5 separate regions of the Mus musculus genome follow, and regions 2, 3, 4 and 5 are each linked to region 1. The links are chromatin loops, found by intact Hi-C in ENCODE. Cell type or tissue: heart. All regions are shown on one strand. Each heading gives the region's core, and the rest is flanking DNA. Links, peaks and the distances in the headings are about the cores only. Region 1 overlaps Phactr2 (phosphatase and actin regulator 2). Region 2 overlaps Phactr2 (phosphatase and actin regulator 2). Region 3 overlaps Phactr2 (phosphatase and actin regulator 2). Region 4 overlaps Phactr2 (phosphatase and actin regulator 2). Region 5 has its middle 10 kb from the start of Sf3b5.

What was found. Peaks named below come from ENCODE experiments on the same cell type or tissue, not always from the same donor. Only the 100,000 strongest peaks of a DNase experiment are listed, where the experiment ranks them.
Region 2: it touches region 1 in a loop (2.3-fold over the local background); 4 of 42 quality-filtered maps call a loop at or near these places.
Region 3: it touches region 1 in a loop (2.4-fold over the local background); 4 of 42 quality-filtered maps call a loop at or near these places.
Region 4: a loop joins it to region 1, with 2.5 times the contacts of the local background. A loop is called at or near these places in 3 of 42 quality-filtered maps.
Region 5: it touches region 1 in a loop (8-fold over the local background); 38 of 42 quality-filtered maps call a loop at or near these places.

Annotation. Positions count from the first base shown.
Region 1 is chr10:13,427,536-13,433,681 of GRCm38, forward strand. The region is part of intron 1 of Phactr2 (phosphatase and actin regulator 2); the gene reads right to left. Among named protein-coding and RNA genes, the nearest start is that of Phactr2, 44 kb to the right of the region's middle. In heart, for the core only: a CTCF peak has its summit at 2,426 (motif pointing left); no DNase peak of the experiment used is centred there; H3K27ac peaks cover 1,605 bases.
Region 2 is chr10:13,257,442-13,263,587 of GRCm38, forward strand. It overlaps Phactr2 (phosphatase and actin regulator 2), which reads right to left. Exons shown (of 13, transcript NM_001195065.1): 4 at 4,325-4,483. Among named protein-coding and RNA genes, the nearest start is that of Gm46211, 34 kb to the left of the region's middle. In heart, for the core only: a CTCF peak has its summit at 2,873 (motif pointing right); no DNase peak of the experiment used is centred there; H3K27ac peaks cover 1,075 bases.
Region 3 is chr10:13,272,037-13,278,182 of GRCm38, forward strand. All of the region lies in intron 2 of Phactr2 (phosphatase and actin regulator 2), which reads right to left. Among named protein-coding and RNA genes, the nearest start is that of Gm46211, 49 kb to the left of the region's middle. In heart, for the core only: a CTCF peak has its summit at 3,327; a DNase peak (open chromatin) is centred at 2,865; H3K27ac peaks cover 2,107 bases.
Region 4 is chr10:13,279,534-13,285,679 of GRCm38, forward strand. All of the region lies in intron 2 of Phactr2 (phosphatase and actin regulator 2), which reads right to left. Among named protein-coding and RNA genes, the nearest start is that of Gm46211, 56 kb to the left of the region's middle. In heart, for the core only: no CTCF peak of the experiment used is centred there; no DNase peak of the experiment used is centred there; H3K27ac peaks cover 2,037 bases.
Region 5 is chr10:13,015,852-13,021,997 of GRCm38, forward strand. No RefSeq gene overlaps it. Among named protein-coding and RNA genes, the nearest start is that of Sf3b5, 10 kb to the left of the region's middle. In heart, for the core only: CTCF peaks have their summits at 866 (motif pointing right) and 2,809 (motif pointing right); no DNase peak of the experiment used is centred there; H3K27ac peaks cover 2,029 bases.

The DNA of each region.
Region 1 (6,146 bases), core at 732-4,731:
GGAACTCACTGATTCAGAAAGACTAGCCAGAAACCCCAAGGACCCCCCAGGCTCCTCTTCCCCTCGCACTGGGATTACAGACAAATGGTTGCTCTTGGCTTTTCTGTAGGTGCCAGCAATCAGAATTCAGTTCCTCATGCTTACCTGGGAAGCATTTGCTAACAAAGCCTAGTTCAAATCTCCAGTGCCCACACAAAAAGCGGCTACCTGTAACTACTGTGCCTGGCTGCAAGCCCAGAGCTGAGAGGCGGAGGCCAGGAGATCCCAGGAATTCAGTGGCCAGTTAATGGAACCGGTGAGCTTCTGGCTCCACGACAGACTTTGTCTCAAGGCGGTACCCGTGGAGAGCAGAAGAGAGCCGAAGTTGTCCTCCGGGTTTCCCACACATGCGCACAGCCCACACATGTGCACAAGGCCATCCATCCACACATTCCCATGCATGCAACACACATAGACACACCACAACACAACACACAGCACTCATATACCTCAGGTAAAAAGTGTAATAAACAAACGAATAGACTCTGTTCTCATGGCCTCCTGCTAGCAGGCTGTTCATTTAAAGACAGATTTCCCCACTGCCTATGCAGTACCCACCACAGCAGAAAACCAGTTGAATCTCCTTCTCTAGAAAATTCACCCGAAAAAAGACCCATGTCTAAAGGCATGAGGCCACCAGAATATAATCTATTTATTTTCCTATGTACAATTTTCACTTTATGTAGGTGAGTGGTGGTGGTGGTGGTGGTGTGTGTGTGTGTGTGTGTGTGTGTGTGTTGCGTGTGGTGTAGTTTTGTTGTGTTGTGTGTGATGTGTTGTATTGTGTGTGGTGTGTGGTGTGGTGTGTATGGTGTGGTGTGTGTGGTGTGGTGTGATCTGTGTGTGTGGTCTGTGTGTGTATGGTGTGTGTGGTGTGGTGTGGTGTGTATGTGTGGTCTGTGTGTGTATGGTGTGTGTGGTGTGGTGTGGTGTGGTGTGTGTGTGGTCTCTGTGTGTTGTGTGTGGTGTGGTGTGTGTGTGTGTTGTGTGTGGTGTGTGTGTTGTCTGTGGTGTGTGTTGTATGTGGTATGTGTGGTGAGGTGTGTGTGGTGTGTGGGATGAGATGTGTGTATAGTGTGATGTGTGTAGTGTCATGTTGTACAGATACGGTACGTGCATGTCCTTCAAATTGGGGTTCTACTATCAAAACCCAGCTTTGCAATCTCCTCCCACAAAAGAACACCACTGCTACCCTCATAAGGGAAAACCACAGACTCTGAAAGCTTTTCCTGGGAAGGACGGAAGTGTGCTACCCAAGGTTTGGCTATCGCTCGTGTGCCATAGAGTATTAAGAATTGTATCTGCCATATAACTGTGCCGTGTAATTTTTGTTTTCAAATAAGTTTCAGCTTACGTTAAAAAACCAAAACCAAAACAAACAAACAAACAAAAAAACCCAGTAAATCTTGTCTCTTTCAACAGAAAGAAGTTTTGAACAAAAAAGTTGAATGTTACAAACAAGTTTCTCACAGGGACCAGGTACTTGGTGATCAAACACAAAACTTAACATGAGTCAGAGGGGAGCTCAGAGAACTTTTGGCTTTATTGTATATTCAAGTTTAGGGTTTTTTTTTTTTAATGAATATGTTTAGTAAACTCACTTTTTCAGGAACAGAAAGAAAATCTTATGATTTGCAAAACTGTGTCATCTAGAAAAAGTGTGAGAAGACCTTCCGGGCACTGTCCCGGAGAGCAGAGTGTCACACAGCAGCCTCCTGTCCTGGCTGTCCCCTGGGCGTTATATAACGCAGAGGTAATTAAGAAACTCAGCCTTGGACTGTAAATCCCATCCCACAAAGACTAATCCAGCGTGAAGACATCCGTGCGCAGATGCGCCGTGTTCCCAGCCAAAATAAAGCCGGCAGCCTTGGGATACATACATCTGCTCTAATCCTGCCGGACATCAATTTAGAAGGATTCGGTTTAGCCAAGGACATTGGCTTTCCCTGACATATCTCCTTCCAGAAAAGTGATTATACTGTACTGGCTGAACACAGCAACTCTAAACGTTCCTAAAAACTTAAAAAAAAAAAAAAAAAAAATTTGTTCACAGACTGGAACATAGACTTTTCCTCCTTTAAATTGAAAACAAATGTCCACTTAGTAAGACTTAATGTATTTAAGAGTCAATTGTCTTCTGAAAACAGTTTATCCCAAGAAGAAAAGGATTTTGATTCAACAAAGCAGTGAAGTCAGAGTTTTAATAGATTGGAGAATAAATAAACGTTAAGTCGTTAAAAACAAGAATTAATGTAAGAATTCTTCCTAAGTTCTAGAGAACTTGACAAGAGAGAAACTCACAAAGGACAAACTGGTTTTTCTGTGTTCAATAGAAGCTGTTCAGTACCAACACAAAATGCCTGGCTTTGGGTTTAATTGGTGTGACTTCGGCGCCATCTTGTGCCCAAAGTTCAAACAGCAGTAAAGAGGGTTTCCTCCCCCCTCCAACCCTGCCCCCCATTTTGACATTTTTTTAATACCTTGAAAACTTTCTAAAAACATCTTATCACAGAAAATATAAGGGAGAAATTATCAGTGTTCAACCTTCCAGTGATGTGGCTCTCAAAATTTCCGACCTGGTGCCTAAAAATATCCTATATACCAGATAAAACAAAGCCACAGGTGAAGAGAGAAAACTAAATGGTTAACTGAGTGTGAGTGTGTGTGTGTTTCAGAAATTGATATCCTGTGTTCTCTCTCTCTCCCTCTCCCTCTCCCTCTCCCTCTCCCTCTCTCTCTCTCTCTCTCTCACTCGCTCTCTCTCGCCCTCTCCCTCTCCCTCTCTCTCTCTCGCTCTCGCTCTCGCTCTCTCTCCCTCTCCCTCTCTCTCTCTCTCTCTCTCTCTCTCTCTCTCTCTCTCTCTCTCGACTATCTGTCACTCAGCATGGAACTCAACAGTGAGGCTATACTGACTGATTACCAAGCTCCAGGGATGCCCCTGTCTCTCCTCTGCATCCCCAGCACCACAGGAGTGTACCACTGCATCTTAACTTTCAAAGTAAACTCTATGGGACCAACCCCAGGTCCTCTCCCTTGGACAGCAGATCGATCACCTCACAACTGGGCCACCTCCCCGACCCTTCACCAAGGGATTTTTAAGGACCTTTGTAAGTATGACCTTTCACACATCTCATTGGCTCACAAGTAACGCTTGGAAATCGTGACACTCAGAAGATCACTAGCAGATACAAGGTTGAACTCTTAAACGATGAAAATATCCTCATTGAATCACCTATTTGTCAAAAAAAAAGTTTTCAAACCTGTTAGCTATTTGTCTAGTTATAGCCCTCATTAACACGCCAGTTGCACACTGTGCACTAATTACCCACCACATAGTTAAATTTAAACTTACCAGTATTCATAAATACTCAATTATTTAACCAATATTCATAAAAAGATTTTCCATGATATCTTAAAACTTTCTGTGTTTTAGGTGAGGGGTCTCTCTCTCTCTCTGTGTGTGTGTGTGTGTGTGTGTGTGTGTATATACACAGTATGAGGCCAGCTGCTCGAACAGAAATAAACATTTGGAATAGCCAGTGTATGGCCCTAAAACATTCACACCACATTTCCAGTGCAACCAATGCAGAAGTACTACTTTTCTACCAACACACACACACACACACTCACACACATACACACCCATAAACACACACACATACACACATTCACACACACACTCATACACACACATACACACACACACACAGAGACACACATACACACACACACTCACACACAGACACACACTCACACACATACATACACACACATACACACACACACACACACACACACACACACACACACACGGGGTGGGGGGAGAGACAGAGACAGAGAGATAGACAGAGGAAGAGAGAGATAGAGAAACACTTTGAAAAATTTAAGATATCTAGAAAATAATTTTATGAATACTAGTAAGCAATTCAACCTACAGAAAATGCAAGCAATCATAACAAAAAATAAATGTAGTTACAATTTTAAAATCTAATTGCGTTTCTGGTGCTGGTATGTTGACTGGTATACAAACCCACTTACACTGCTAAAGGAAATTGCTTTAAACCTAAACTTCTAAGATGCACAGAAAACAGACCCGAAAGTGCTTTGTCCTCTGCAGAGCCAGGCCTGGCTAGATATCAGGAGTTCATGGCCATCTGAGGATGCTGTGAGACGCTCATGTAGTTGGACTTGTTCCCTATTCACAGTCTCTGCTGCCTCTAACCTCTTCTACCCACAGCCTTTGGCTCCAGGACTAAGAAAGCTCCAAGCAGGCTTCCCCCAAGTAGAGCCTCTAGGTGAGAGAGCAGACTTCGGCTTCCTTGCCCTGGGCTTGGGGAACCCAGGTGGATGGTGCCCAGGTTCCTGACTCAGAAAAAGTGACTTGAGAGTGGAAACTTATTTGGCACTAATTGAAACAAACAAAATGTCCCCTTGTTCATTAAATAAAATTTACAAGTTAGAGCAGCTCCGGGCCTCTGAGTTCAGCTAAAAAGCCGTGCTGGGATCATGTGCCCCATGCAGAGATCAGAAAGGCAGGAAGAGTTGAAGACAGTCTGGTCTCCGAGGCACAAAGGGAAAACAGACAGGCAATTAACTTCAGCACTAAAACAAGTGGGGATACAGGCAGGAACACAAACAAACAAACAAAAACCCACAACCCACAAACCAACACAGTGGGATGAACTGGAGAGGGAATGTTTGCACAGGCACATTTGCAAGCCACAGAAAACCTAAATCAAGTCCACTTAACCAAAAGGACAAAAGGCAAATAAATAGGAAGCAGAGAGGAATGTGTGCATTCACAAAACCACAGTCGGGGGCAGGGTGGCCTCTGGCTTAGCTACATTCAACTGAAAACTCTGTTTGCTTCAATAGGTTCTCCCCATCATATATTAGAAATGACAATCTTTAATCAGACAAGAAACTCTTTTGTCAAAAGCCCCAGGCATTTGAACTGAAACACGCACACGCACACACACGTACACACACGTACACACGTGTGTACCTAAAAACACTAAAAAGCCTAAAAGATGCACTTTTGTGTTAGGTACTAGACATAAATACAAAACCAAGAAAGCATAATGGTAGATTGTTCTGTAAAAATCCTAATTACATGGCTTCCCCCCTTCTTTTGCCCTATATAATAAAATAGCATAGGCTTGTTGCAGTTTGATAAATTAGTGGACTGATAAGTAATAATCCATATGAAAAGTGGTAAAAAAAAAAGTATCTAATATTTTCTATGCAGAGATTCCCATATTGGAAACATTAATTTTCCAAGATTATAAATAGTGTTATAAGCCTACTATTCAAATAATGTGGAATTAAGAACAGCAGTGAAAAATAGCGGATTTCAAGGCAGAGGCAGGGAAAGCAGAAATGACCTGAAGAATTAAAGAAATGCTTTGAAATGTGATGGAGCTTGGCAACAGGGAGCAGCAGGCACTCTCAATAGCCGAGGATGCACCAATTTAGGCAACAGAATGCATACAACAGTAATGGGGTATAACATATAGGATAAAATAGATATCCATGAGCTCATGTGGATACAAGAAAATCAGGGAATGGAAGAATAAAGAGCTCAGGAGAGGTTGTTTGTCGTCAGAAGAGAATTCCAGTCCAGACATGTAAAGAAACCATAGAAATTGGAAGACCAGTTAGGCTAACACCATGGTAACTGACGCTGGAAAGAATCACTGAAAGCCATTAGTGGCTAATTGGATACGTTTCCCTCAGATCTGTAGATTAGCTCTTAGTATTTTATCAATGTTCCTTTCCTGGTTTCGATAATTGTGCTGTGGTTTAATAAGATGTTATCACGGGAAGCCCGGAAAGGCTCCATGAAACTCCACAAGTTCACTGCTCAACAGTTAATACTTAACTTGTTGTAATTTTGAAAGTTAAAGAAATACAGGGAAAAAAGAACCCCACTACCAACAAAACCTTCCTCTTTAGGTCTTGGGGTCACTCTATGAGCATGAAGTACCGATTTCAAAGCCATTACCTGCACCTGAACCTTAGGTTTAGAGGGTCAGAGTTTTGACAGTTGGGTGGCAACTCGGCTGCTAAGAGTGGTTCAAGTGATAGGCAGAGTAGAAGCCCTTCTA
Region 2 (6,146 bases), core at 953-4,952, 170 kb before region 1:
TTTTCTATTTGATAGCTACTGGTGTTGCATCTCGAGACAACAAAAGACCACACGCTCCTGGAAGAAGCTACAGACCCCATACCCCAAAGCCTGACATCCTGGGCTCTACCCTGTTATGCACTAGGAAATACTCACCAGCCTCCCGGGATGTGTTTCGGCTTGTTGGCTTGGGTGGAGGGGTTGGGGCCTGCTTACTGGGAGCCTTGACATTTTTTCTATTAGGAGGCACTTCATCTCCTTTGTGGCTGGCCGCAGCCGTGGCCCCTTTGGGAGGCCCAGGAGACTTTTTTGGTTTAGGTTTGGGTTTAGGTTTAGGAGGAGCTGTAGGAGGTAGAGTAGGAGCAGCCGTTGGTTCAGAGTGGATTTCAGTGTTCTCTACAAACGAGAAAGTGAACAGAGCAGACTGATACAGACACACACATGACAGAAAAGCAGGGAGCAAGACATGGCGACACTGACAACACACAGGTGGCTTCATGACATTTGAGAACTAGATAGTGTTTGTATCAGAGGGAGCCAAGTTTCAAGGGAGAACAAAGACTAAAAGACAGACAGGGGAGGGTTCTCTGTATCCATCCATCATTCCTTTCTTTGATGGAAGGGTGGCATAAGTGACTATGACGAAGTTATACCAAGGGTCAGTGTAAATATGCGCTAGGTACCAGCTTTAATTCCGGCCTTCAGTGTGTGGTTGCCAGTTGGCGACATGGGCAACAAGTCCCAATTTACAAGTTGTAAATGCAACACAATGACCACCTTAGTCACAGGGAAGGACCCTCAAGAGTGACAGACACACACTGTAGCAATACACTGCTGTGGGTGAGACTTACAACCAGAAATCTTAGTGCTTCCAAAACAATCGGGTGTGTTCTATACTCTGGGAGACGCCAGGGGTCTTTGACACAAGGCATTTGGCTGTTACTTTCAACCATTAGAGTGCTTTCATGTTTTCCCAGAGGAGCAGTGCAGCTTCAAATTCTACAGTGACTTCTTCCACCCTTTAGATCAGAACCACAGCTCTAGGTATGCAGAGTGCAGAATAAGAGAGTCCACTTTGTCTTATAATGTATGCTTTACAGAATAGTTTTGAAAGGACAAAGCACACACTTCATAGAAAAAACTGTACATAGGAAGAGCAGACCCATAAAAACTGGGAGAGAAGCAACATCGCTCTGGGGATTCTGAAGGCTGGCAATGTACCTACGTCTGTATTATTTGTAATAGTGACTGAAGTAAATTAAAATGCAATTCCAGACCAAAGAGCCAAGTGGTTGTTTCTTTGTAAATGGAGCACAATAGAAACTAAAGACAGTGTCAATACAAGACAGCCTTTACTAAATTCATCTTTCCAGTTTTGTGTAACCAAGAAAGGCATGGCATACCATTTCTTCTGCTTTGTTTCTTGGACATACCACACACAAACTCTAGCAGTAGTTTGGGGACCATGGAGCTAAACTCTTTAGCCTTCCAACTCTACCATGATAGTTTTCTCTGAGTGCCTGCCACACTGGGGATCCCTAAGTTGTATGCGTATATGTAAATTTGTATCTAATCAAACAATGCCTTAAAAGTCATGTCTATTCAACGAATGTGACTGGCTGACAGTATTGACAATTGGTAGAAAATGCTCTCTTTATTATTTGTATGTGGGTGGTAATGATATATATAAGATATGTAGTGAGTATATGATTCAAAGGTTTTGTACAAATTCATGGTAGAGTAATGGAACACTGGCCTTTCAAGGGGATGTTCTGAGAGAGCTGTCTGTTCATGCTGGCTTTGGAAGGACATGAAGCTTCACAATAGCAGCCTGGAAAACACGCTGTCTCCTCCACTTCCAGGCTTGGCTCTCTCCTCTATGTAAAGATCTAAGGTCAATAGTTAGAGTAATCCAGGACTGTGTGTGTTCTGCGCCTGGTCTGGGAGGCACTTATGTTCTAATTCCTCTCTTTTAACCCATCTGTCTCGTTCCTGTCTCCCCTAGGACTCAGTTTGGAAAGACACTGTGCAGACATACAACTCTGGTCTCCTTGAGATTCCTGCTGGCTCCAGTACCCTGGCCTGCTCAAAGCTTTGCATCTCATCATGACTGCTTGTGAGCTATCTGTTCTCTTAGAGGGGAATCTGTATTTAGACAGACCACTCTTCATTCTCACTGTGGTCTCTGCTAGAGCTTCATGCAGGGTAGTTCTCCAGTACTGTTGATGAAACAACCACATGTTGATCACTGTTCCTTCACTGAAGGCCCTGCGTACTCATACAGTGGAGATGATGTCAAATGACTTTCAGATCTCATGCTCTTATACTGGAACAGACTGCTGATCAGATTCTGTGTCTCAAATATCTAAGGACACCTATTGAGAAAGAATAACAGTAGACTAAGAGCCTAGAAGACCTTGGGGAAGAAATCTCTTCTCTTGCCAGAAAAGGTCCAAGGCAACAATACCAATTGTGGAATGAAGTGCCTTCAGAACCCCAGAAATACACACAGAGCCAGGGTTGGGGGCGGGGTGGCACCTTATGTGCTTGCCTTTCAATATTTTTTAGACAGTTACCAGGGAGAATAATACTACTGAGGGGATTGGCTTGACTTTGAGAGCGAGTCCTGAAAAATTATGGAGTGAGGATCATAGGAGGGTGGGTTTGCTTGAGAGTGAGCTCATGTGTGAGAACAGAAGAGAGGCAAAGTGAAGCTGACTGGTTTGTTTTTTAAGAATTAAAAGGTGTAGGACTGAAGAAGTAATTCATATCTTTGTTCTTAAGAAATTTCTATTTAAACTATGAGTGACACTCTTAGTTTTGCCTCAGAGAATGGCTCCCAGTCTTAATACCTTTCTTGGTTGGTGGCACAGTTCCATATGGGCTATGTCCACACAAGAGGGAGCTGTAGCAGCCACATCAACGACACCCAGCACTTGTGGCATCTCCATCTCCTCATGTACTGATGCTATCATGGAACTCCCTTGACTAGAAAGAACTAAATGTACTAATCTGAGGAATAGAATTATTCCCAGCCGTGCCTTGACCTGTAAGATCTGCCACCTTCTCCTGAGAACACCAAGGCCTGATGGGTTAAATAATATAAACCTATCAGAAACTTTTCATTACACTGATAAGGGAACCACTTCCTTTCAACTCTGGCCAGTCACTGGGTAGCAATGACACCCACAGGGATTAGGGAAAAATCATATGTGGATATGAACTTTAATGTTGGAACTGAAGAAAATAAAACACTGTCCCCTCCCAACTAAAATCTCCACTTGAGTCTCTTTAAAGTCTGTCTGCTTTCTCATTATGTCCCAGGAATATTATCATTAAAAAGTACAGGCAAATCTCTTATTATCAGTATTAATAACCTTAACTAGGGGTTTCTACTGGAAGAGGTTAAGGAAAGCCCCGTAAGTACTCTGCTTAATATCTGAGGGCAGCAAATTAATAAGAGTTTGCAAAATGTCTATACAATGCAAATGAAGTTGAAAAATGTTGCCATGCAATTCAGAGACAAACCTTATGGAAATGAGGAAACATACCATTTCCTGAAGATTCCTTTTTATGTGCATGGTAACATTTATTCAGAGGATCTTTGGCTAAACCTTTTCTTATAGGACATCAGCTCAAGGTTTATGTAAGCATAAGGCTTGGTGGAAAATAAGTTGGTGTTGGGATGGAGCCACCTTAAGGAGTTCATTAACAACCTGGAGGGCCCCATGAGAAATATATTTTGCAGTATCCGACTCTGACCCCACTTTAGAAACCAAGTTTTTAGAGAATCCTTTGGCATAATCGTAGACTTGACAGAGCATGAGTGGACCATAGAGCAAAAAGTGGCAGAGAAATCTTAGCTCCTTATGGGTCTACTTCTTGCTGTATCTTAGAAACATCTAGAAACTAAAATACTGGGCTGTGTGGATGCACAAGCTACTTCCCACAGACATAGAGGGAGTCTACTCTGAGAAAGACACATGACCCCTTGTTGAGCTGCCTACGTGGACCAGCTACAACCAGAAGAAAACAACATTCCAAGTCCTCTCATGCTTTTGAAGGTCTCAAGAGAAAACTTTAAAGAGGAGACCATTTCCAGGCAATGTAACTCCCCACAAGCCCAATCCTTTTGATCCTACTATCAGTTAGCTTTCCTTACTAACACAAAAGCAGAGGGCACACTATAACTGGATGTCTCTGTCTTTGGACTCGCCTGTTTCTCTTCCCTAGCCTCTGTCCAATTTGCAAGGCTCCTGTGTGCAGGGTACTGGTTGTAGTCACTCCTTGGATCTCAAAGTTGGGCTGTGCTACAGGAGATGACATGGGAGTCTGTTTATTTTACCTGTCTTCTCTTCTGCCTGCTCCTCCCGAGGTGGTGTTTTCTCACACACAGAGTCACTCCCTTCTTCAGGTTTCCCTACATTCTCCTCTTGGGTAGCTTCCTCTCCGATGTGTATCATGTGCCCGTTTGAATTTTCAAAGTTAACTGTTACATCTCCATCTAAAATTGGAAAGAAACACCTAGATGTCTAACTTGATGGCTTTCTTTAAGATTAGTTTCCCATTCACTAGGACTGCAGGATCTAGGTTCGTGCTTCTGTCCCTGGGAACCAAATCACCATGCTTTCCCATCTGATTTCTTTAAAAGGAAAGAGGCATACAATTCTTGGTCTTGAGGAAAGCAACATTGGACAGAGATTCCTATGTCACCTCAAGACAGCCCACGTGGCCACCGTAATCACACAGTGTCCCAGGCCAGAAGAGTTCCTCTGCCCTTGTATTTAGGGTTTGCTGAAGTAAACACTTAGGTGTTTCTTTTGTATCCAGAAACTGAATGAAGGAATGATCTGGAAAATGGAACAAAAATTGTAACACATCAAAACCACGAGGTGAATGCAAATATACAAATAACATGAGATGCAATTACACATACGGAGGGGGATAGCAGAGGACTTCCAGACGCCAATGTCTGTGAGCATGTTAGACAGTGTGCATACTGTACATAGCAAATAGCTGTGAACATGTTAGCCAGTGTTCACACTACACAGCAATCTAACTGTGAGCATGTTAGCCAGGTTCACACTACACAGCAATGTAACTGTGAGCATGTTAGCCTGGTTCACACTACACAGCAATGTAGCTATGAGCATGTTAGCCAGTGTTCACACTATACAGCAATGTAACTGTGAGCATGTTAGCCAGGTTCACACTACACAGCAATGTAGCTATGAGCATGTTAGCCAGTGTTCACACTCTATACAGCAATGTAACTGTGAGCATGTTGGACAGTATCTAAACTTTACACAGCAATGTAACTCTGAGCATGTTAGCCAGGTTCACACTACACAGTAATGTAACTGTGAGCATGTCAGACAACGCCCATATTCTACACAGCAATGTAACATTACTTTTGTTCAGGAAAAAGATTTTTTTAAAAGCTATTTTCATTTTTAAATTTTCTTCATTATGGGAACAGTAAAAGAGAATTACAACTAGAAAACATACATCAAAAACTAGTTACAGAAGATTTTTTAAAATTCACAGCTTAAAGTAAAATTCCTCATGTATTCTAAATCATAAAGACTCATTTTAACCCCTGCCCTTCCTGAAGGTGTTTAAAAGTCAAGGGATTTGCAGAACTCAGTGATGCTTGGTCATCCTGTCACAGTAATTATTCCCACACACAGAAACCTTGGAGGCTCTGCTGCCACCATAAGAGAAAAATTAAGGAGCCTAAGTTTTTTTTTTTAACTAATTGAAAAAAAAGTATCAACAGAGTTGTTTCTATTCAATTTTTTTAAATTAATTTTTGCAGCATCATTATAAAATAGAGATTATTTCTCAAATTTTCACTGATTTGCTTCATAATGAAATTCACAGTCCTTACTGTTAAAAAACCATGACATTTTCATAAGGAAGATAAATATGGAATTATGCCATGTAAAAATGAAAATGGAATTGTCACTCAGTCATGGGGTTCCTGCGGACCTGTATCTGATTCCTGTAGAAAACTAAGACAGACAATAATAACCCGAGGCAATGCAACTGCAATTACATCTTCACAATCTCAATAATATGAATATGAAGAATTATTGGACTGGAAGCACCAGTTTTAAAAGGAGGGGGAGGGGACATATAATACACTGATAAAATAATATAAAATG
Region 3 (6,146 bases), core at 1,411-5,410, 150 kb before region 1:
ACATTCATCCTCCTTCCGTCTCTTTCTCCATCCCTCCCTTCCTTCCTCCACTCTGTCTCCCTAAACCAACGCTAAGGTCAAGCTTTCCTTATCTTTTTCTTTTTATTATTATTATTACGTATTTTCCTCAATTACATTTCCAATGCTATCCCAAAAGTCCCGCACACCCTCCCCACCCCCACTCCCCTACCCATTCCCATTTTTTGGCCCTGGCGTTCCCCTGTACTGGGGCATATAAAATTTGTGTGTCCAATGGGCCTCTCTTTCCAGTGATGGCCGACTAGGCCATCTTTTGATACATATGCAGCTAGAGTCAAGAGCTCCGGGGTACTGGTTAGTTCATAATGTTGTACCTACAGGGTTGCAGATCTCTTTAGCTCCATGGATACTTTCTCTAGCTCCTCCATTTCTAAGCATGTTTCTTCTCTCAGTTCCATTTCTGTAGTTATGGTTTCTTTCTACAACTAGATGGCTTCTCTAATCGCTCCGTGGTGAAATCATCCCTAGAGTTTTATGCCATTTTCAAACAGCACCATGTGCAGGGCCCACTCTCTACCTAAGATACTTTCAAGAAACCTTTATATGCTTTTCCCCTGCAGAATGAGGTGATATCTGCTCCCATTAGGTTCCTTCAGAGGCGATGGCCTACGCCACATGAAGGCTAACATCTAGTCTAGAGGGCTTTCAAGAAACCTTTCACTGATATTCATGCTCTAGAATGAGCCACATGTACTCTGTTGCTAAACTCTCTGTGTGTGTGTGTGTGTGTGTGTGTGTGCTATGCATATTCACACAACTCTAGTGGATACCCTGACACTTTATCCCTATAATACCCCAAATGCCTTATTGCATGCTGAGGAATCTAAATGTCTTTTATTTGGGGCAAGGAGAAAAGGGGTGGTGAGAGAGGCAAGGAGTGTCTAGCATGTATGTATGTATGTATGTATGTATGCATGTATGCATATACACACATGTGTGTATATTTGTGTATATGCATACATATACATGAATATACACATATACATACATATGTACACATACATACATATATAGCATACATAAACATATACACACATATACACACAAGAGAGAGGCAAGGAGTGTCTAGCATGTATGTATGTATATATTATATGTACATATTATGTGTGTATATGTGTGTATATATACATATATATGAATATACACGTGTATACACAAATATACACATGTACACATATATTATGCATAAACATACACATATACATATACACACATTTATATATACATATATATACTCATGCACACACAGATATATACATATACACATATACATACATATATATGTTTTTTTCCCACTTGGGAAAACCTGTCAGTTGTGAGTCTGACATCCTTGGATTCAAGGCTGTATGGCACGCTGGTGATTGGTTCAGAGAGAGACATGTGCTCAAATAGTACCAGCAAGATCCAAGCCCAAGAAAGTTGTTGGAACAATAAGTAATTCAAGCTTCATGTTTCTTCTGGAGCTGGAACAACTAGCTTGCTATGATGGTAGAGTTGATGGTGATGGCTTTGCCTCCGCAAGAAAAGAGCTCAAGTTTGAAACCAAACCAAACCAACCAACTAAAAACAGAGGAGCACAGACTTAAATTGGGGGAACGAGATTTTTCAATCCTAGCTTTTAATTACCTGGATCCCACTGGGCTTGCAGGTGGTACTCCCGTGGGACTTTTCAGTCATATGAGTCAATAGATTCTGTTTTCTGCAGCTCTTATGAGCTATACACAGTAAAGAGCTTTGCCCAAGGAAGAGATTTTTGGTTTGAATCTCATTGAACTTCCTTCCAGCAGAGACCAAAGAATCTCTGTGCGTGAAGAGTAGAGATACAAAACAAGAACTAAGTAGGTCCCCTCCTCCCCCCTCAGTTTGCAACTCAGAACAGCCTTAAGAAAGAGGAAGATGGGGAGATCTATGTCCCTTCCTTCTCTTGGGAAATTAGTGTCCCAACTTCCCCCAAAGAAACATAATTGTAATCATCTACTTCACTTGCCACTTCAAGAACATTTCTAACCCCCATCCAGTATCTGAGAAGGATAGCTGAGCACCTGCTTTTAGTCCCTTCACATGAACAAGGAGTGTGAGACTTGGAGAGGCTAAGCATGTGTTCTAGGCACACTGCTAGAGTCTGATTGAACACAGGTGTACCTAATGAAGAGTTCATCACTCTGCAGTGATGTTTATACCGAACTCTGCTTCTCCAAGGTTGGGCACTGCTTTCTCTTTTTCTTCTCTTTCAGGAAATTAGGAAAACTAGCTCTTACATTAGTTTTACATGGATAAATTTTAGGCAGTACTATAGTACTACAATTCAAGTTACAAAATGCTAAAAATAAAAATAAAAAAAAAAAAAAAAGCTTTCTTGGGTTGGTGAGATGGCCTAGTCAGTAAAGGTACTTTTGTGTCATATTTGGTTGCTTGACCTCATAGGATCCACACGGTGATGGGAGAGAACAGAGTAGTTGTCCTCTGACCTCCACATGCATGCCATGGCATGAATGCCCCTTCCCTCCCTAAATAAATAAATAAATAAATGTATTAAACTTTTATTTAAAAATGTATACTCTCTTTCTGACCCCTGTCTGTCCCAACTGAGCCCCATCCTAATTCTACAAGCAACTACAATTACAAGAAAACACAATTAACTTTCTAATCACTCTAGAGGGAAAAGCAGTCTAGAAAAATGACTGGAAAGTGAATCTCAGCTCTTCTGGGCTACATGCCTTCTCAAACCAGTTGACGGTACCACCCACTAGTGGAAAGTATAACCCAAAACTCCTGTTGCTGTTGCTGCTGCCAGGATAAGGGTTCGGACAGTTTCAGGGACACTTGAGCTGTCATCAACTCGTGCTGTCTTATTTTCTTTGGGACCAGGCTGTCCACAGCATGAAGATTAGATATGGAAGGGATTTCAGACATAGTAGGCTGTCCAGATTGAGACATATTCAGTAAGCATCTAATCTATGCTGCGAAGTGTGAGATTTTAATATCTTAGGATTTTTTTTTAACACAGAAAGCTATGTATGTCTTTGAGCCTGTTTTGTTTAGTTAGGAGCAAGACATACTGAGATGCAACTCAGGCAATCCAGAGAGTAACCAGTCTACGTTAGAAGACTGGGGCACGGATTTCTTAATCCATGTTTACCCCTTTCCTCTATGTATCCGACCAGACGAGGCTCCAAAATGAGGAAAATGTTTGTTTCTTTGAGTGTATCATACAGTTCTCTCTACACAAAACAGTGACAAGCTTTGCGGAGAACAAGATTCCTTTGACAAGAGCTCCCCAGACCTAGCCAAGGTTGGGAAATGAACTGCATCCAGTCCTGTCTGCCCCTGAAGGAACATGATAGAGAGTCCCTCCAAATAAAGGTCTTATTATTGAAAGTAAATACGTATATAAGTAGGGTTTCAGGTGGATAATACCCTAATGAGTAAGTTTTCACAGCAAGCTGCAACACTGACATCATGGTTTTGCTCAACAACTTTCCTTCCCATTGTTTCAAATTCTCCTATTGTTCAAGTGACCTCAGGATTACTTTCAAGAGAAAGAAGGGGACTTCTTTCTCTTGAGGATGGAGAGGCTGTATCTCAGGGCATATACACCAGAAAAATGCATTTCTCTTATTACATGATGTAGGATGACTCCATCTTACATATGTATGGCACCATAGACTGCTAAATATTATATACATATATATATATATATATATATATATATATATATATATATATATATAATTTTTTTGTTTTTGTTTTTTATGAGACAGGGGTTCTCTGTGTAGCCCTGGCTGTCCTGGAACTCACTCTGTAGACCAGGCTGGCCTCGAACTCAGAGATCCACCTGCCTCTGCCTCCCCAGTGCTGGGATTAAAGACATGCACCACCACGCCTGACTTCTATCTCCAATTCTTAAGAGGACTAAAATGTTCTGTGAAGAAGCATTCTTTATGTAGAAATCAGTTATGTATAGGATAGACTTCTATAGAATATTACATAGAATTCTAGGATAGATATCTGCATGTCACATTTTACAGCTTTTATGTTTAATAGAATTCTAGTAAGCTAAAACACTTCTGTGTAAGACAGAGATGAAGCTCTTAAAAATGAGTCTGTTTCTACATCTATACCTTACCACTTATTATCACATGAGGCAAACCCCCCAGCTCTCCTGTGACTTTGTCCCTGCACAGGGAATGAATAACTAGAACCTACGAACAGATACTAGTGTGGCTGAAACATGAAATGACTGGGGCACAGCACAGATCACCTAATTATTACGTCTTTACCCCCTCCCACGCCCCCAGGATACGCCTGTGTATACCTTTTATTCCACCCACTGACACCTGTAGTTTGATATGAATATCATCCTAAAGATATTGTATAGCCCAGGAATGAGGAACGAAGAGTCAAGTTGCACAACAACATTCAAACACACACACACACACACACACACACACACACACACACACACACACACACATATCTATAAACAGGCTCTGAAACTGAGATCAACTTCTTTAAATTTTCTCTGCCTCATTACTCATTCACTGATAAAAGTAAGACCGTGATTGTAAAACATCTCATGGAACAATAAGGAAGATTACAAGCATTTAAAACATCCTGGCTGGGCTGATGAGATGGCTCTGTGTGTAAAAGCAGGTGCCTTGCCATTACGTCTGACAACCCTGAGTTCAATCACTGGGACCTACATAGCAGCAGCAGAAGAAAAACCACTCTGGAAAGTGGTTCTCTGATCTCCACATTCATGATACTGCTGTTGCGTGCAACAAACAAACAAACAAGAAAGAGATAAAAATGGTATTGGATACAGTAAAAATGAGGATTAGCTGTCTTTATTGATACTGATGTCTCTCTCCTACTCTAAGACCATTCCTCAAAAGAGTCTCAAACAAGTAACAGAAATAAGTTTACACCTCAAAGCAGACCATAAACTACACCTGCAGCAGAGCGTCTCATGGGAACACTTTCGCCTTGGTGTGGTGTCACTGCTGTACGTTTCTGAGTACTGAGCTGAATTAGAAAACTCAGCTGAAAGAACCACATTCAAGGTGTTGGCCATCCATCCGCAGCTGATTTAGAAGATGGTTACGTGTCAGTTGCTATCACCTGGGTTTTAAACCTGATTCGCCTGAAGCTGGGGAGCCGTTTAGCAGGTACATGTTTCAATTTCCTGAAACATGTCCTCAAGTCTGCTGCTCAACCATGTAAATGCTCTTAACCCTACAGACCTGTACATAAAAGGCTGCTAATGTACACTTCTGTTATCATTGGAAAAATTAAATTTTAAAACATTTCTGGACTCTAGAAATGAAACTCTTTTAAATGATAAAAAAAAAAAACCACACACACACTGATGCACAGTAAATGTCTGCATGATTTTCTTGTCCCCCATGTGTGACCCAATCATGTTTTGTACTCCCTTATATTTCTTATATAGCTTTTTTGATGCTCTTTCCCATAATGGGCACTACTAAGCCCTTATATTGTTCAACAACAACAACAACCACAACCACCTGTGTGAGAACCAGCTTCCACACTGAAGACCGGGGAGCAGTGGAAGACCATTGGGATAGGAAGTGTTTGGGAGAGTCAGATGAGTAAAACTCTTCCTCTTACCACAGAAGAAATGAGAATCAAGGCGATAACAATTCCAAATGGGAAACAAATCAGGAAACTATGGAAACCAAATCCCAGTCACTCTCCTGAACTTAGTCCTGGTGATAAGGGCCAGATCCATATCACAGGACGGAACAAAACAAAACCACAATGGGAAATAAAACACAGGAAATCAAATAATGAATGGACTTCCCTGACCCAGACCTGGCTGGAAGGAACTCCATGGCACCTCTCAAAGTACTTACAGAGGCACCACTCCAAAGCACAATTAAACTGGGAAATTCTCTACCGAAGAAAGGGATACAGATAGCCAGGCACTCAGAAAGTCGCCAAAACTCCAAGAGAAGCATCCTTTTAACCAAGACCTTGATGGGAATGTTACCATCCTTCTTCCCTACCCGCATCAGGAACAAAAGCCATGCAAGAAAAACCAATCAACAATGATAAATTTCAGTCTAGTCGATATTTTTTAACAT
Region 4 (6,146 bases), core at 1,308-5,307, 150 kb before region 1:
CTTGAAAATGAGTATAATTCCTGTCCCCTAAACTTTCCAAACCCAAAATGTCCATTCACAAATACTCCATGCCTGGGATGGGATCTGGTCTTTCATCCATTCATTCTGCAAACATTTAGTGGATGTCTAATACAAGCTAAGCATGATTCTACTTGCCTCAAGATCTTTGCCAGAGAATCTAAAAACCCATGCCCTTAGTCAGGCATGCTATGCATGTCCCCAAACCCCACACTGGTCAGGTAGGCAAGAGGATCTTGTTTAAAACCAGCTCAAGTGAGACACTGACTTGAGGAAAAACTGAAAGAGAAAATCTCTGCTTGGAAGGCAATTTCTGCTTTAAAAAAGGGGGCTGAAGAGATGGCTCAGAGCTTAAGAACACTGACTACTCTTCCAGAGGTCCTGAGTTCCGTTCCCATCAATCACATGGCGACTCACAACCATCTGCAATGGGATCCAATGCCCTCTTCTGGTGTGTCTGAAAACAGCTACAGTATATTCACTGCATAAAATAAATAAATAAGAAAAGGAGGAGGAGGAGGAGGAGGAGGAGGAAGGTCAGGAGGAGGAGGAGGAGGAGGAAGGTCAGGAGGAGGAGGAGGAAGGTCAGGAGGAGAAGGAAGGGCAGGAGGAGGAGGAAGGGCAGGAGGAGGACCACCAAGAATGCTCCAGAAATAACTTCACAGCCTGTAGGATGCAGAGGATAAAATGAGCCTGACAATAAACAAACGTTACCAGATGTAGACAAATTGGACTGCACCCCATACAAGTGCTGGTGAGACTAGTAAATGGCCCTATGTTGGAAAACCGTGTTCAAATTGCTAAACAGCAAACTGTCACCAGATCCAGCTATTGCATTCCTAGGTAAACCACCAAGAGAAGTGAAAACATTCATCTACACAGAGAACCACATACCCAAGCACTATCTATCCATAACAACCCAAAGCAGAAACAACTCATCCATCACTCAACGGATAAAATGTGCTATATCTGTACAACGGAGAACCTTTCAACAGTGGAAAATGATCTGGTATCAGTTATTAGAAGGATGGTCTTGAAAGCATCATGCTAAGTGGGCAATGTCAGTCACAGATAGATAGCACACATTTATAGTTAGGTATTTACATGAAATGTCAAGAACAGGCAGAGAGCAGAGCTGGGCAGGTGGGAGAGTGGGCGGAGTGTTAGTGGGAATGGGATTCCTTTCTAAGGCGATAGAATGTTAAGAATGACTGTGGTGCTCATTACACAGCTTTTGAAAATTACTAAAACATTGTTGCAAATGGTAGATGAATGAACCACGTGGTATGTGAATCACCTCTCATCAAGGCTGTTGAAAAAAAAAAAACAGGTGCTGGGGAGAAAGAGAAATGATGAGACAGATCCCACCGTAGCATTCGATACTGAATTTATTGAAGGAAGAGAGGGGGCCAGTTCAAAGGGAAGGGACAGAGAGAGAGAGAGAGAGAGAGAGAGAGAGAGAGAGAGAGAGAGAGAGAGAATGAGCCCTGCTTTGCCTCCCATTGAAGGCAGAGTGAGAACCAGTATCCACCTAAGAAGAAAGAGAACAACCACATGGCCCTATTACTATTTTAAAAGGTGATTAGGCAGTCTTACATCCTTTGAGTTTTGACTGTTTCACGGGTGAATCTGGCCAAACTCTGAAAGAAGACAAGTGTCATAAGATTCCTTCCAAGAGGAGACACTTGCCAGTGCATTGTATGTAGCCACTGTCACTCCAATACAAACCAGAGAGCTGCATGTAAAAAGAAAATAAAGCTATCGATCAATACTACCAATAGTTAAAGAGTTACCCAATAAATAAAAACCTGGCAAAACGAGAGGGAAGGAGGGGCGGAGGGAGGAGGGAGGAGGGAGGGGGGAGGAGGGAGAGAACAAGCAGCAAACATACCCCAGTGGAGTCCTCTTCCAGGAATGCAAAAAACTGGCTCAATAGTTAAAAATATATTGAGGGAGCTGGTGAGATGGTTCATCAGTTAAGAGCACCGACTGCTCTTCTGAAGGTCCTGAGTTCAAATCCCAGCAACCACAAGGTGGCTCACAACCATCCATAACGAGATCTGACACCCTTTTCTGGAGTGTCTGAAGACAGCTACAGTGTACTTACAGATAATTTTAGGGCTCTTTCTTCTGTATTAATGAATGTGATCACACTTGGGCCTTCTTCTTTAGAATATTGACATATTTGGTTGGTCAATATATTTTTTAAAGATTTATTTACTTATTATCTGTAAGTACTTTTTTTTTTAAAAAAAATAAAAATCCAATATGAGACTTGCTCTTCCAGAAGACCTGGGTTTGATTCCTAGCACCCACACTGTGTCTCACAATTGTTTGCAGATCCAATCCTAGGGGGTCCAATGCTCTCCTCTGTTGGTACCAAGTATACACATGATACACAGACTTAAATACAAACAAAATACCATACACATAAGATTAGATTTTTAAAAAAGAAATCCAATATCTATTTGTATGTAACAAAAACCTCAGCAAGCAAGGCTCGAGGATGACTCCTCAGCTTGTCAAAGTTCACTTCCAGTAAGTCTTCAGGAATCACACTTAACGAGCATTTTCCCCTTAAGGGTTGGAACCAAGAGAGGATGGAGCAGAAATGCCTTTGAATGGGGAGAAAAGGTGAGAAAGGCACACAGACAGGTAGAAAGAACTGCAACCATTTCCGTGCATAGATAGCTGACTCACTCAGTACTCCCATGTGAACAGGATACAATAATGCCTCTATAGATGACAATGACCAATAGAAATCAACTTTTAGAAACATTTAAAGATACATATCATTTGCAATACATAAAATTAAAAAAAAAAAAGAAAACACACAATTGTAAATTTAACATGATCTTCTTAAACCTTCAAAATGTTGATGGGAGAAGTAAAGAGTTGACTAACTGGAAAGTCACATCAGTTCACAGAGTAAATGATTCAACACAGAGAAGACACCAATCAAACACATCTAAAATTTGGTACAGATAGAATGTGTACTACTCAGCTATTAAAAAGAATGAATTTATGAAATTCCTAGGCAAATGGATGGACCTGGAGGGCATCATCCTGAGTGAGGTAACCCAATCATAAAAGAACTCACATGATATGTACTCACTGATAAGTGGATATTAGCCCAGAAACTTAGAATACCCAAGATATAAGATACAATTTGTGAAACACATGAAACTCAAGAAGAATGAAGACCAAAGTGTGGATACTTTGTCCCTTCTTAGAATTGGGAACAAAACACCCATGGAAGGAGTTACAGAGACAAAGTTTGGGGCTGAGACAAAAGGATGGAGCATCTAGAATCTGCCATATCTGGGGATCCATTCCATAATCAGTCTCCAAACGCTGACACCATTGCATACACTAGCAAGATTTTGCAGAAAGGACCCTGATATAGCTGTCTCTTGTGAGACTATGCCAGGGCCTAGCAAACAGAGAAGTGGATACTCACAGTCAGCTATTGGATGGATCACAGGGCCCCTAATGGAGGAGCTAAAGAGAGTACCTAAGGAGCTAAAGGGATCTGCAACCCTATAGATGGAACAACAATATGAACTAACCAGTACCCCCCAGAGCTCGTGTCTCTAGCTGCATATGTATCAGAAGATGCCCTAGTCAGCCATCAGTGGAAAGAGAGGCCCATTGGTCGTGCAAACTTTATATGCCTCAGTACAGGGGAACACCAGGGCCAAGAAATGGGAGTGGGTGGGTGGGAGAGTGTGTGGGGGACTTTTGGGATAGCATTGGAAATGTAAATGAAATAAATACCTAATTCAAAAAAAGAATGCAATTACAAAACCAAAGCAAAACAAAATTCCATCAAGGATATTTTTAGACTATAAGTAAGCTGATTCTAAATTGTAAATGAGAAGGCAAGGAAAGTAGACTAGTTAAAATAATTGCACAATGAAGAATGAAGCTGGAGAAACCACACTAACTAATTTTCAGACGCAAGAGATACAGTAACAAAGAAAGCCTGGTATTTGTGAAGGAGCAGACACATAGATTAGGAGAACAGAACAGCCAGTCCAGAAATAGAACCACATATGTGGCCAATTAACTTTGCAAAGGTGCAAAAACAAGTCAATGTGCAGATAAGCCTTTCCAGTAAGGATTGCTGCGAGTCCCTCTGAGACATCCAAGAGAGAAAGAGAGAGAGAGAGAGATGGCGCACCACCAGACTGGAGAACTTTTGATCTATAAAAGGCCCCATTAAAAAACCAAGAGGCAAGCTGAGGGCTGGGAGGAAGTGACCAAACAACACCAGACACGGGCAATGCACCTAGAAAATATAGTCTTACAACGCAGCTGAGAAAAACAAATAGAGCCATGAAAATGAAGACTAAAACTGACCTTTTCTCAAGGAGAATTTTTGAAAAAATTGAATGGAAAAAATAGATTATTTTAGCAAACAGAACTGAAACAACTAAATCAAACCTCACACTGGACATGAATATTAATCCCAAACTGACTTAAATATGCACAATATAAAATTATAAAAGCTTTACAGGGCACATAACAAGACATTTTTGTGACTTAAATTGAAGCCTACAGAGTTTGAGCCCACAAGTTGAAGACAACTCTGAGCAAGGCAGCCGGGTCTTATTTCAAATATGAGGAAGGACAACTTATAGAAAATAGAAAGAGTGGCAGCCACAAGGCAGGACAGAGTTGTTGACTAGGTAGACCTTCAGTTCTGCAAGATGAGATGACGGATACCTGGTTCCATAATCACCTAAAAGTACCGGAGGTGGCGCGTGGCACATTTAAGAATAGTTGACATAGTTAATTTGATCATCAGTACATGCACTGTTCACTTTGTAGCCCACGCTGGCCTACAGCTTTTCGGAAATACTCCTCATTCTCCCGTGGAAGGATCACGGGCGAGCATTACCACGCCCAGTGATAGGGGAGTTTTTTCCACTATAACTAAAAATAAAAGCAACATCAAAGTGTGACAATGATGTGGAGCTGTTTTACACTGCTGGCATACATGGAACACTCTGGAGAAGGCTGGCTATTGCCATTCTTACATATTCCCTCCCAACAAGTGAAAATTCTCACTCACTGAAACCTTCCTAAGAATTTTATAGTAGCTTTAGTTGTACTTACTCACAGCTGGAACCGACTACTGGCTAAGCAAATCATAGAATGAGAACCTATACTGACATACCACTTAGCAACCAAAAGGATGATAGACATCTGTAGGATGTGCCTATCAGTTGCCAAAGGAGGGCTCCCATCCCATTAGTACTGAATGCCAGTGCCCTTTGCTTTGCTTTGCTTTCATGTTTTGTTTTAATTTTTAAGGTTAGTTTACAAAGAAGTATGTTTCTTCATGGCATGCTCACACATGCACTGCTCCCATCTCTTCTTCTTCTCCCTTGCTGGCCTCTCTCATGCCTCCTCCCCAACACCAACTGTCCCCAGGCTTCTCCAGTGAGTCTCCCTCTTTCAGTGTCCTATAGCATGCATTCCATTATTCTCTGTATTTCAGACATCCATTAAGATATCCCCTGCACAAACCACAACACACACACACACACGCACACACACACACACACACACACACACACACACTCATATATACAAAGTCTAAAATTTAGGTCCCCCACATGAAAGAAGATGTGTAGTATTTGCCTCTCCAGGTCTGGTGTTCTTCTCTACAGCTTCGAGTTTCTTTACCCACTGATCTACTGATGGGCGTGTAGGCCAGTTCCACTTACTGACTACGGTACACAGTGTATCTAGACACATGCATGTGCGCGTCTTTGTGATGTGCTGCCTTAGACCCTTACCCGAGACCCGAGCCGCTCAGTCCCACTTAGTCTTATTTTGAGGCTTGTTTATGAGGCTCCTCCATATATATTTCCATAGTGGGCCAGGAGTCTACATTCTCATCATCATTGAGTAAGTTCTCTTCTTTTTCTCACGTCCTTGTTTCCTTGACAGCCATTCTGATTGGGTAAGATGGGATCGTAAAGCAGTTCTCATTTGCATTTTCCTGATGACTAAGGATGTTGAGCATCTTCCAAATATTTTACTGGCCATTTGCATCCTGGCTTTTGAGGACTGTTTCTATAGTTCATTAGCTAGTCTTTTGACTGGAACTGTTAGAC
Region 5 (6,146 bases), core at 806-4,805, 410 kb before region 1:
TTCCTGTCTTGAGTCCATGCCTGCCTAACCTCCATGGTAGGCGATAAACTGGATGGGGAATGTACCCTTCCCTCCTCATGTTGCTTTTGGTCATGGTGTTTATCACAGCATTAGAAAGCCAACCAGAACATTGCTAAGCCTGGATTCTCAATAGTAACTAAGTCTGGATTACAGCCAGTTATTCTAGCTGCAAAGTCCAAATCTCAACTATATAATCACCCCCAAGTAGATTTAATGTGGGAAAATACTATTGGGATAATTTAGTACTTTTTGTTGTGGTAGGTAGTAGTTCTTTGGTTTGGTTTGTTTGTTTCCAGATACAATCTCACGGTGTAGCCTTGGCTGGCTTGAAACCTGCTATGTAGACTACACTGGCTTAGAAACCACAGAGATCCACCTGCCTCTGCCAGGACTGAAGGTGTGCACTGCCACATCTGGCTCAATTCATCAGTTTTTATCTCAGACTTTAAAGATACACGTGTTTTGTGCTGCTTTGTTTTGGTTTTTGAGACAGGGTTTCTCTGCATAGCCTTGGTTGTCCTAGAACTCTCTCTGTAGACCAGGCTGGCTTCGAACACACAGAGTTCCATCTGCCTGTCTACCGAGCGCTGGGATTAAAGGTAGAAATATGAAAACCTTAGAGGCTTGTACCAAGGAGTATGAGACCACATGAAATATCTCATCTACATAAACCAAAGCTGTATGAATCTTTATCAGTTAGAGTGGCAACACTCATGGTGGAGGAAATAATTTTGTAATGACAATTCTCATTTAAGGATCAGAAAATGAAGTGCATCTCAGAAGCTAAAAAGCTGTCCTAATACGTTTAGTTGTTTCAGGCATTCTTAGAGTAATGTCTGTGTTGACCACTGGAGGGCAGTATAGGATAGGAGTTACTTTTTTAGAACCGCTCTGCACAAAGGACTCCTGCTGACTTCAGCAAGGAATCAAGTTTCTTTGCCTAAACTTGGAAACTGCTCTATACCACACAGCACACCGGGCCAGTTTCCATTAGATAAACCCACATCATCCTTTTCTGTTATAGACCACTGCGTATGTTGTTGTTTGACTGGTTTGGTTCTTCTAGACAGGGTTTCTCTGTGTAACAGAGTCCTGGCTGTCCTAGACTTGACTATGTAGACCAGGCTGGCCTCAAAGTCATAGAGATCTGCCTGCCTCTGCCTCCGGAGTGCTGGGATTAAAGGCGTGCCGCCAAGCTCAGCTTGGTGTTTTTTTTTTTTTTTTGAGAACGGGCCTTGCTACGTAATTTCTGCCCTAAGATTATAGGCCCGTCCATCATGCTAGGCTCAAGACATCTCAACTATGGCCCTGCTTTCTAAGACAGTCTTAGGTTGCCTGGTTTCTGGTCTTGAACTCCCAATCTTCCGGCCTTTGACTCCTGAGCTCTGAGGTTGCAGATCTGTACCGCCACACCTGGCTATCATTTCTTATTTCTTACTATGGATTAAAAGGCTCTTCAGTCTCTGGCGCCTGTTTTTATACAGCTAGAAAAGCAAGTTCTAAGTCCTAGAATGGTAGCCATCACATCTTCTAGGATTTGTCAAGTATCACTCTTCCAATGACTTACATAGTATGATCTCATTTAATCTCAGCAGACTTGGGCAAGTTATGACATTAGACCAGTAGGCAAACACATTTGCCTAAGAATTTCATGAATTCATCATTTTTAATAGGTGAGTAGTACTCCATTGTGTAAATGTACCACATTTTCTGTATCCATTCCTCCGTTGAGGGGCATCTGGGTTCTTTCCAGCCTCTGGCTATTATAAATAAGGCTGCTATGAACATAGTGGAGCATGTATCCTTGTTATATGTTGGAGCATCTTCTGGGTATATACCCAGCAGTGGTATAACTCGGTCCTCAGTCCTTTTTTTTTTTTTTTTTTTTGAGGAACTGCCAAACTGAGAGGAAATGTATCCTTAAGATTGTCCTGTAGGTAAATCTGTGATGAGGTGTGTGGGGCCCCGCCCATTGTGGGTGGTGCTGTCAGTTGGCTTGTGGACCTGGAGTCCATAAGAAAGCAGGCTGAAGTGCTGTTGCAGGGGCCCATGTTGATGTGAGTGGCCTGTGTGGCGCCCTGAGGCAGGGTTGTCCTTCACGAATGCCTGATAGCCACTTCTAGAAGGCCCAGCAGTGACACTTTGGTTCATTAAACAGGGTGTCCTCAAGAACTTGAGTGCTCTTATTTTCCAGAGCTTAGCCAGAGAAGCGTCTGCCTTCTTTCATGGAGGTCCACATAGTGGTAAGCACAGGTCCAAAGCCATCAAGATGGATATCCCACGACACCTATGCTCTTCTCGGGCTTCTGCTCCCACGGAGCCATCTGTACTGACATTTTCTTGAGGGTCATAGAGCTCGGCAATGAGGATCGACCCTCAGGGCTCAACACAGAGCAAACTGTGCTAACCAATGAGAGTTTGATTTCTTGGTCTACACCTGGCCCAACTGGCAGTGCTGTGAATAGATGCCAGCCTCTTGATACTGTCCCTTGGCCAGCTGTGGTACAGACCCAGGACTATCACACCCTTGGGGAAGAAGTGCAAGGACCCATGAAGGAGGCGCTGAGAGATCTGGTCCTTGTGCAATCCCCAGTCACGGGTCGGAAGCTCCTTGTGAGACTGCTCTGCAGCCTCTTGGCACACCTTTGACAAGGAAAATACAGTTCTCAATCATTAAAAACAAACAAATAAGCAAACAAAACAAAACAAAACAAAACAAAGAACAAGTCCCAGCCCTGCTCTGCATCTGGTTGCTAAAAGAACCCGCTGACTCTTCTTGTGCCCAGCAGAGGGCGAACGGGGGCTGTGCAGCATGGAAAAGTGGGGCCTCCCCTCCCTTCAGGGTATGCCACCATTGTCTGTGTCCTGCAGGATTCTACAAGGTGGAATGGGTAGGCAATGTCTATCATCTTTTCCAGGGGAGCCTTACCCTCTTGGAATGGAAATGACTGAGTCGGGAGCCCTGGGCTGCTTTTTGCAAGCCGGTAACTCATAACACATCGCTCCACGCCTACAAAAAGATTGTATATTAAAACACACCTAAATACACCATTTCAAAGGATCATCATGAGTGTGGAGTGGTCTAGTGTTCGTGTTTGACACTAAATGCTCCGCCATTGATAAACCCCTGTTGTCTTTTTTACTTTTTGACAAAATCTTTTGGAGCTAAGGCTGGTCTCAAAATGCAAAATGCCCTTGAGCTTCTGGTCCTCCTACAACCTACAAGTGCTGGGATTATAGGCACGTGCAACCATGCCTAGTTTTCTGCAGTGGTGGGGGATGGATGCCAGGATTTCACGCATGGGTAAGCACTTCCAACCGAGCTGCATTACCACCTCCAGTACCACCTTGTGACATAACATACACACAGGTTTCTTTCCAAGGGACAAGGCGTCCTGCCCTCACTGATTTGTGGCAAGTTCTCTCTCACACACTACACTGATGTCGGGCTCTTCAGGGGGACAGTGGTTCCATCTGGATAGCTGTGTCAGAGCAGTAGCAGAACACATAAGATTCTAGAGTCTAGAAATTTCCATGTTGGACTTGAATAAGTCCCCATCACCTCCTTAAGCTTCTGACTCCCTTGGACAAAGAAATTCCGGTTTGGTTTGGTTTGGTTTTCTTCTGCAAACTTCTCTTCAGGAACAGCCAGGACACACAGGAGTTCTGCATTCATTGTCTTCTGGAACTGGGTTGGCCAGTCTAGGGTGTCCTTCTGCCCTGGAGGGCACATGAGTTTCTTCCAGGCCTCTTGCTTTCTTCTGTGTTGAGGAGTGTGGAGCCATCAGCACCAGCCCCAACTCTAGCAGGGTCTCCCACCTCTCCCCATGACAGACCAGGAGTTTGGGAATTAGCACTACATGTTCCCACAAGGTGGGGGAGACTTTCTCACTTCTGAGTCCGGAGGCTTCTTCTGCATATTCTAAGAGCTCTATAGGTTCATCCTCACAGGGACCCAAGGAATTGAAAGAGGACAGAAAGGCATAGAGTCACTCTCCTTGGGAGGCCCCACGTCCGCCCCAGAGACCAGCAACCAACTCTGCAAACAGGGATTTGCCTAGCATCAATCCCAGCCTGGGACTCAATGCCTCTGGACCCCTCTGCACCGAGACTTGTGTGCTGGCAGCCAGGGCCTGTCTCCTAGAGTTCACAGCCTGTCCTTAGTCAATAAACACATTAAAACATGCAAGCACATATGTAAATATATGACTTCACATTCACAGAGTCCAGCCTGGCTGTGGATTAGGCACAAGGCAAAGATGGTTTCTCTTTGTCTTTGTTGTCACTGAGCTGGGTAGGTTTTTGTTTCTATGTTAAATAGTCTGAGCTGGAGGCCAGCAGCTATCTCTTGAGGAGCTGGGCATGTAGAATATTTCAGGCTTACCCCCAGGAAGCTGTGGTATCCCTCGCAAATGGAACCAGCGGTGGTAGGGGGGGTGAGGGGGTTGTCAGCTTGGTCAGGAGCTTCCACCATGAATATGTGCACACGTCCCACACCAGAGCTGGTGTGAACCCATTGTCAGCAAAGCCTGGAGTTATCAGCTCCCCCTAAACATCTGACTCTAGATCACTTTCCTAGGGCTGGCTTGGTCCTCCCGAGTCCCATGACTTACCTCCAGGAGTAGGGACTTGGGACACTGCCTTCTGTCCTCTGCTCGCATCCCTGAAGAATACGGCCTTATATGCTAAAGTGTGTTCAGTAATTTGGACTCATGTGGCATGGGGCACACTCCTCTGTGAACATGCCAGGAGCACCTAGATGAGGGAGGTGAGCCATGGGCCTTCCCAGTCACCAGAGAGGAGGTGCCCCAGGGTGATAGCTCTCCAATAGGAATTACATCTCAATGGCCAGGTGTGCAATGGAGATGGGCATGGAACTAGAAGCGTCAGGGCGGCATGCAGGAGAATTAGGCAGAGAATCCCTCCAAGCCTTCCAGGTGGAGTGATGGGTTAAATGAGGGAGATGTAGCCCTGTTTGCCTGTCTTCTATCTGCGGTTTGGAGGTATGGACAGGTCCTGGGAATCTCTCAGACATCTTAGAGCTCAACCTAGGAGGTCTGAGTCTCCTTCTGCTCAGACAGTCTCACTCCTGTGCACTCAATGAATATGGAGAAGGAGGTCTGAGTCTCCTTCTGCTCAGACAGTCTCACTCCTGTGCACTTAGTGAATATGGAGAAGCCAAGATGATGTCTACATAGAGCCTTCAACCATTTGTTTGGTACAGGAAGGTGCTCTGCATGTGACTAAAAGAACAATGTCATCACCAAGTCAGCCAGAAACTCTCCAGTCTACCACTACCATTATTTGGTGTTTTGCCTGCCAGATGTACTAGTGCAATGGTGTCACATCATTTGTAGGAGTAACCAATCAGTATCTGATTTGACCTAAGGCTCACCCTAGAAGAAGGAACCCATACCCAACTCTGCTTGGGTGGCTAAGTACCTGCGACTGGCTAACGAAGGGACCTAGCATAACACCAAATAATACTAGTCCAACAGAAATAAAGTAGCAATAGAATGACACCTAATGACATTTGCTATACTCACAGATCAGTGCCTTGCTCAGCCAGCGTCAGAGAAAACTTTTCTTGCAGCAGATGGGGAAAAAATACAGAGACCCACAGACAGACATGATGTAGAAAGGGAGAGACCTTGAAACACTCAGCCCTAAATGGGTTGTCTGTTTTTTTTAAATCCCTCCCCAGAGGGCTCTGGGATCCCTATGGAAGAGGAAGTATAAAAAGCCAGCAGGGATTGAAGGACACCATGGAAACAAGGCCCTCTGAATGAACAGGAGCAAAGAGCCTATGAACTAAGAGACTGAAGCAGCAGGCACAGGACCTACATGGTCCTCTACACATACACTGAGTTCCAGTATAGTCTGTTTATGGGATTCCTGAGTCTGTGAATGAGTGGCTCTCTATTCTTGTGCCTTCTCTTGGACTCTTTCCCTTCTCCTTATCTTGTCCAACTCTGATATGGTAGGTTTTTATTCTAATCATAGTACATTTTACTTTGCCATATGTTATTATTACCTCTTAGAAGCGTGTTTTCTTTTGTTGTTGTTTGGATATTTTATTGGATATTTTATTTATTTACATTTCAAATGCTATCCCCTTTCCTGGT